Regions from separate parts of the Homo sapiens genome. Here region 1 is linked to region 2. Evidence: chromatin loops called from intact Hi-C (ENCODE). Cell type or tissue: Calu3. All regions are shown on one strand.

Evidence for each region. Hi-C counts contacts between places; a loop is a spot of excess contacts. Peaks named below come from ENCODE experiments on the same cell type or tissue, not always from the same donor. Only the 100,000 strongest peaks of a DNase experiment are listed, where the experiment ranks them.
Region 1: a loop joins it to region 2, with 13 times the contacts of the local background. A loop is called at or near these places in 4 of 110 quality-filtered maps.

Annotation. Positions count from the first base shown.
Region 1 is chr7:45,982,417-45,986,416 of GRCh38, reverse strand. The region is part of intron 3 of LOC102723446 (a long non-coding RNA gene); the gene reads right to left. Among named protein-coding and RNA genes, the nearest start is that of IGFBP3, 63 kb to the right of the region's middle. In Calu3, no CTCF peak of the experiment used is centred here; DNase peaks (open chromatin) are centred at 376 and 1,566.
Region 2 is chr7:46,345,531-46,349,530 of GRCh38, reverse strand. No RefSeq gene overlaps it. Among named protein-coding and RNA genes, the nearest start is that of IGFBP3, 430 kb to the right of the region's middle. In Calu3, no CTCF peak of the experiment used is centred here; no DNase peak of the experiment used is centred here.

The sequences.
Region 1 (4,000 bases), 360 kb after region 2:
TCTTGAAATCTAAGCTGCTGGGGGCTCTCTTTCTGAGCAAATGTGTGTAGCTGCACCAGGGGACAGGGATGAGAACAGCAGAATCCCAATAAAGGGGCTGGGGGCAGGGGTCAGTGTCAGCCACTCACAGGCAACCCCAACGGCAGAGTCTCAGACAGGACTTGGCCTCACTAGGGCTTCATCTGGGGCTTTTGTGTTGAGCTCTGGGGCCTCTCCCCCAGGCCTCTGGTTCTGCAGAAGCAGCAGCCTGCCCTTCCTGTCGTGGCTCCAGTCACAGCCTCTGAGCTTCAGCTAGGGTCCTTTCTGCTCCAACATGGATGGGCACCAGCACAGCAGACACAGCCCTCAGATGGCTCAGGCAGCAGAACTTTGCAACTCTGGCCAATAAGCTTCTAGGGAAGCAATGTGACTCAGAGGCCATCAAGCAGCTCCACACTGCCTTCCTAAGACGATGTGGTAAGAGTGTTAGGTACTTATTTCCTGGTGAGAGCACGTATCTCTAATTAGTTTTAAGCCAATAGGATGTGCAAAGCCTACAACTTCAAACATCAATTCAGTTAACATTTATTATGTGTCTCCTATGGCCTGGGAACTTTCATATATATTTTTGCTAATAATCTCACTGATCTTCACAGAAACCTCATAAGTTAGCTATTAATGCTACATTCATATGGTACATAAGAAAACTAAGGTTTTCTCCCACCTGTTGAGGGAGAGACTTAGAGCAAGACCTAGGATCTTTCGGATCCCATGTCTGTGCTTTTCCCATAGGACATGGGGTGGCAGGTCCTGGAGGGGCAGAGTGTCCTCCTAGACACCTTTCTGGGGTCCTCTCAACAGGTGGAGAGATAAATATTGGTATTACCATTTTACGAATGAGGGAATTCAGGAGCACAGCGGGGTTTTAAGTACCACATGTGCAGGTAGCATTTTAATCTGTTTCTTCAATGTCCCAAGAAAAAAGGGCTCCTTTGGCCACCTGTATCCAACAATCTTGTCATCTGCTCTAAAGCTCCCAAGGAGACTGGTGCGCTTCTGGATGGATACTGAGCTTTCAGAGCTGAAAAGGACCTCAGCCAAGACCCCTGGTGTCCTGCCCCTGCTGGTGCTTTGTGTGGCTGAGGGAGACAGGGCAGTTTCCCCATTTTCAAAGGTGACATATTCTACCACTTTCATCACTTGAAACATTGGAGATTCCAGCCCATAGCTGGGCAGGGCAGAGCAAAGACACTACAGAGAAGACAGACCACTCCACAGTTTGAAGTTAGGATAGGCAAGCAGCATCTCAGAAAGAGGTGCCACAGAGCAAGTGAAGAGCCCCAAACACAGACTTGAATCTCAGGGAGAGGGCCGGGAGCAGGGAGGAGAGGAGATATCAAGAACAAGACAAAGCAGAGGCTGACAGGACTGATTCAGCAGGCAGAGAAACAAGGAGCCCTTCTCAGGCCAGGAGAGTTTACTGGGCCCATGAACGGCAAAAAGAGGAGGAGCTGCACGTGCCAGCTCCCCAGGTCCCTGTTCAAGACAGTGCAGAAACAACAGCAACAGGAATGAGGGATGGGACACCCTGCCACCCTGTGGCAAAGCAGCTCTATCACCTGTAGCTGTGCCCAAAGGGAGGTCTCGTCAGAAGCCAGGAGGCCATGAGAAACTTTCACCACAGCCTCCTCAATCCCAGGGAAGCAACTGAGAAATGGCAGCTTCTCATAAGCCTCCATGATCAATCCCATGGTCTAAGAGGACCACAAGACACTCTGCAAAGATTTGGATTTAGCCACAGTGACAGTCTTGCCACATGGCCTGGTGGATATATGCAAGATTTCCAGGGTTCCATGGAGGAGCCAGTCCCCTCCAGTTGGAAACTGGTTGGGGGCAGTTGTGGAGGCACGGAATGGAGGCAGGTAGACAGTAGACAGCAGTCAACAGCAAGACTGAAAGGTGAGAAGCCTCGGTCAGAGCCAAAGGACAATGAGAATGAAATCTCTAACCTTAAATCTCTGGGGATTTTAAGCAAAACAATCACCTAATCAAGTTTGCGCTAGGTTTGACTGTTATTTTTCCTGAAAGCAGAAAGATCCCTAATGAAAATTAACATTTAAACCATTGCTTAAAATGGAGAGCAGTTTCATGTTGGATAATATTAAATAACAACAAATTTCATATTTGGCTCTGTCTGAAGTCCTGACTAAATTCCATTACTCAAGAAGCTAATAAAAATATTTTTTAAGATTTTCTTACCAAGTTATGATTTTTCTCAGACTCCCTTGGACTTCCTAAGTTCCTGGTAGTTTCATGCATTTGTCTTTTACGAGATATCGACTTTTCAGCAAGTATTTTGAAAAAGAGGGGGTTTCTCGCAGAGGAAAAGGTTCAGAAGCTATTAGCATGGATTTTAGAAAAAGAAGCTGAAAATTCTGGCAGGAGAGAGAAGGTCAACTTCGTTCAATATTTATTTAGTATTGCAAAGTCAGTTCAGACTTTGGAAATGAGAGTTTTGGAAAGGACTCTATTCTTAGAGCCTCCCTTGGGACTTCTGCTCCCACAGCCAAAAGCTCAGGACCCCCAAGGGCACTAGGAGCCAGGCGTGGTCAGGGGATGGTGGCCAAAGTGCTGCATCACTCAACCAATCCCATGAGGGCAGCTGTGGATCAGCCCGGCTGGGGGCTCCCATCCCCATAGAAAACTGGCCAGGGCCCCACAGTGAAGGGGATCAGGTCGGGGCCAGGGTTGCTTCTAACCAAGTTGCCCCAGTTAATGTGGCAGAGCATAGGACAAACACAGCTGAAATTAAGAAGCAAGCTCTATCATCAGGCCCTTTTTCAGACAAGGAAACTGAGACTCAAAGCAGCAAATTGTCCACTTACAGCCCCACAGGCTGTGGGTGGCCTGGATTTCTCCTGAGGATGTGCCACGCAGAGTTTCCATGAGTGGCTGCCAGGTCCCTGAGCATCTCCCCCAGGCACAGCACAGGCTTGGCCTGCGCCTCACAGCTGAACTCCCTCCCTACATTGGACCCCCAGGGCCAGGCTAGAAAGCCTTGGATTTGTGGGACAGACACACACTCCACAGCCAGTATTTTTGTAAATAGAAGTAGCATCAACCCATTTCTGGCAGATGGTACCTGGACAGCTGGAGTCCTGTTTGGTTTCCTTTGCAGAAATCTACTGATTTCTGATGGTGGACAGCCAAGGAAATCCAAATTCCCATAATTTAGACAGAAGAGCCTGAAGTTGGCAGGCATCAGATAAGACTGAATCTCCGTGTTCCCATCTAAGGGTAAAATTAAACTTATCTTTGTTAATCAGCCAAGAGCCACTAACACCCGCTACAAAAGCGCCTGCGGGGATAAGCGCAGATGCAGGAACGGCAGCCCCTGGACCTGGGTAGAGGCTGCAGCAGAGGGCTCTGGGGACAGTGCCTTCCTCTCAGCTGCCTGCCAGGCCGGCAGGCACTAATTATTTTCAATAAAATAAATGTCATAAAATCTTTAACGTTGTTGGAAAATAGTTAGCAAGGAGATAATGGGTTTTTTTTTTTCTGCAACTGCTAATGACCCAGCATGAGAACATTTCACCCAGAATAACTTGTTTTCTTTATATTTCTTCTTAGTTTCATGAAGTCAAGATTCATAATGTCAGAAAGAAACATTTTAAAGGTGTTATATGCATAGACTGAGAAGAAACAAAGCTCAACTCCTGAGTTTTATGGTTGACACTCAGATCATTTTTGCGTATCTGCTTCTCAAATCCGTCAGCGGCCATCAGGTATTTGTGTCCCGGCTTCTCACCAGGATCACCTGCAGAGCTTGCCAGCGACCATGGCTAGGCCCCAGGCCAGGAGCTCCCACATTGTTCAGGGGATTCTAAAGTGCACCCCAAACCCCAGCAGCCCACTCTGGCTCCCCCATCCTTCCTGGGCACATTCCCTTCCAAGCACACAGGCCTCATTTCTATACTTAAACCTGCTGAATTCATTCCTGCCTCAGGGCTTCTGCACACCC
Region 2 (4,000 bases):
GGTGTTAACATGAGAAAGCTGCTGCCTTTCAAAGGAGGTGCCAAACCACATGTAAACTTTTCAAAGAAGAGAGCCAAAGATAATTATGTGACTTTTTCATCCCTTCACCCAAAAAAAGATTAAAATGGGGGTACAAAGTGCAGCCTTCCACATGTCTAGACACAGAGGAAAATGGAATAATAATTTCTTCCACATGACAGACATTGGTAATAATTAAGAAACTGGGGCCCGGCGGGGTGGCTCACGCCAGTAATCCCAGCACTTTGGGAGGCCGAGGTGGGCGGATCATGAGATCAGGAGATCGACACCATCCTGGCTAACAGGGTGAAACCCTATCTCTACTAAAAATACAAAAACAAAAAAATTAGCCAGGTGTGGTGGCGGGTGCCTGCAGTCCCAGCTACTCGGGAGGCTGAGGCAGGAGAATGGCGTGAACCTGGGAGGCGAAGCTTGCAGTGAGCCCAGAGCCCGCCGCTGCACTCCAGCCTGGGCAACAGAGCGAGACTCCGTCAAAAAAAAAGAAAAAAGAAATTGGAATTAAGATCTCATATTGATACTATTTCATAAATATAAGCTGAAGTAAAAAACTTCTACAAAAGAAAATGTTGGTACAAATATAGAGCAAGGAGCATTTCAACACTATGTGTGTATTTCTGCAAACTGAAGAGAAATTTGGAAATATTGAGTATATTAAAAAATGTATCTGTGATGCAATCCAACAATTCCATTTCTCTCCTCTAGGAAGAGAGTGTACCTACTCTAGGAAGAAACATGAGCATAAGGAGATGTGCGCAGGGAGAGTCACGGCAACTTTACAAGTCACGGTGGCGGCCAGACAGGTTCTCATGATGCTGCCACCAGAGAAGGCTCAAGCAGGTTGCTAGGTCTTCATCCCGGTGTAAGCAGTGAAAATGACTGCCTTAGAAATGCAGGTATCCATATGAAAAGATATTTAAATATAAGAAAAAAATATAAAAAGTAGAGGAAGAACCATACAATCAAAGAATATGTTGGCCTGGGAGTAGTGATAATAAGAGTAGAAAAAACAAAAGTCATAAAAGTATATATATAATGTTACTATTCTACAAATGTAAAAATATACAAAGATGGTAACATATTTTTACAGTTTCATATATATGCATGTGTGTATGTGTGTGCATATACCTCAACTTTACCACTGGTAAGGTGGACTGGAAACCCTGGGACCTGCAGCCACAGCTGGACTCCCTCAAACCCCTCAACACCATAATGTCTTATGTAAGATGTTACAAGACGTAATTCAAGGTCATGGTGACCTCTAGAAAGAAGAGAGGGGACTCAACCTTGGAAGGCTATGAAAGACAATGGTTTTGTAACGTTTTATTTTACTAGCAATTAGAGAAGCAATTATGTTTATTATGTCTTATATGTGCATATATCTGAAATATTTTATAATTTAAAGACAACTAATTGTCGGTCTGCAGCTGATATTAAATCCACAGTTTTGTTCCCTAGAGAAAAATTAGGAGCAGGCTCCTGTACATGCCTCTAGAGGTTTCCCTTGCACATACACAATGGGTAGCTCCAGCTATTTCACGCTCTACTTCTGTCTCTATCTTCCCTGTCTCTATCTCTTTCCATATCCTACTTTTATCCCTATGCCAATTTCCATCTTCTTCTCTATTCTTAATTCTGTACTCTTCTCTCTTGACCTCTGTGTCTTTCTCTCTCTTGATCTAGCTTTCTCTACCTTTTTATCTACTTTTAAAAAATCATACTGCAGATACTCATTCTATAGTCTGCTTTAAAAACATTTAGTCACATTCCCTCAATTTATTTCCATGTCAGCTCATGTCAACACATTTTATTGTTTCTTATATCCCCATGGATTTTCACAGATTTCACAGATCATTTATCTTCCACTATTACCAATTATCACCTGGTCATTAATTGTATTTTGTTATTACAGACAAAACTTCCTAAGTGTGCATACTTTTGCATGAAATTTGTAGGAAAAATTAAAAGAAGTAGAGTTGCTGACTCGGAATAGTTTCTACATTTTGATAAAAATTAGTACTAAATATTATAAAACTTCTTAAATATTACTAATATAAGAGGTAAAATACATCATCACTTTACTGAGGAATTTAAATAAGTATATCTTCACATAAAGTTTATTCTTTTATAAGATTCACCCATGAAACTGCTCTTATTCTTATATAGAAGACTATCTGAGTGTTTTTAGTTTTTCTCCATCATTAATCATTAAGATTTATAAGATGTGGAGTCATTTACATTTTATTTCTCTCTTCTTGGGTTATTTGAATGTTTATAGTTCCCTAAAGTCACATAGAGGTTTTCACATGTATTTGCACACAGTAATCTATACAATTATTTAACTTCCCCCCGAACCATTTCTACTTCTCTCTCTCATTTACAGTTTTGTGTACTTCTTTTTTCTTGAATTAACTACAATTGAACTCCTTTAATACTACTGTTATCATTCTCACCCACATCTGCTCTTCCTTTGATGCACAATGGTGTGTGTGTTCCTGAAGGAAACCCTCACCTGTCTCTGTGCCACCACACAGGACTACCAGAAGGAAATGCTTGGTTACCCTCTGTGCAGGATGCGCAAGCACGTGGCTTTACATCTAGTTTGGCAACTAATCCCCTGACTTCTTTATCTTCCCTCAAGTGAAGACATAAATATTTTGGAACATCAGCTAATAATGGAGAAAAGGTAAACGTCATCTTCATTTGAAATCTCTACAATTAGAGTAACCATGCCACATGGAAATTTGGTTCATTTCTCAAGACCTGAAAATTGCATCAGTCCTAAAAGTTGACTCTCCTATCTCCTTCATCATGGTTCACAGAGGAACATTCAAATCATGCCCCCCACTGACTGAATGAATGACCTCAGACATATTCCTTAATATTTCCAAGCCTTATTTTTCCAATTTCTGAAATATAGACAAAATTTAATGAACATTTGAGGAAGATCTAATAAGGTGTGTAAGGACAGAGTCCATAGACTGGCACATATTAAGTACTCAGAGTATGGGTTATTGTTAAATTTCTATTTTAATTAGTATTAGATGAGAAGACTGTGCAAAGCAGTGACCAAGCCTGGCACCTTCATGCTCAGAACTCTTGGTATCCAAGCAAGCTGATGGTTATGCTAATTAGCTTGATTTAAACCTTCCACATTGTATACTTCTATCAAAACATCACATTACATTTCATAAGTGTAAGTAGTTACGATTTGTTAATCAAAAATAATCTTTAAAAAAAGAACTCATGGTCGTACTTTATTGCCCATGAATAATCTAAACTCCCTGGTCTGTCACACAAAACAAAACCCGTTGCATTTCTAATATGTTTATTATATTCAGCCCAATCCCTTCCCATCTCCCTATCTATTGCCGGCAACAAATTGCCACAGGAATTAGCAGCCTAAAACAGCCTATATGTATTAGCTCATGATTTCGGTGGATCAGGAATCCAGGCACAGGTTACCTGGGTCTCTTGCGTAAGATGAACAACTCATCAGAATTTGCCCAGGATTTTCCCTGTCTTAGCACCAAAAAGACTTCATCCCAAAAAATTCATTTCCAGGCATGCTGGGATGGGTTTCTAGAAACTGCATCAGTTAGACAATAGAAAGCCCTGCATCCCAGCCACTTCCCTCAGTCCAGGGCCAACTGGATGGCTGGTCACCTAGCTGGAGGTCTCTCACCTAGCTGCATCAAGGCATCGGCTGAGCTGGAGTCATCAGAAGGCTCAACAGGAAAAGAATCCACTTCCATGTCCACATAGTTGGTGGTAGATTCATTTCCTTTCTGCTTGTTGGCCGGACATTGTCCTCAGTCATTTGTCTCCAACATGGCAGCTTGCTTCATCAAAGCAAGGAACTGAGAAGGCAATAGAATTTGTTAGCAACATGGAAGCATCATGTTTTATAAACTAATGACAAGGTGACATCCTATGGCTTTACCATATTATGTTGGCTGGAAGC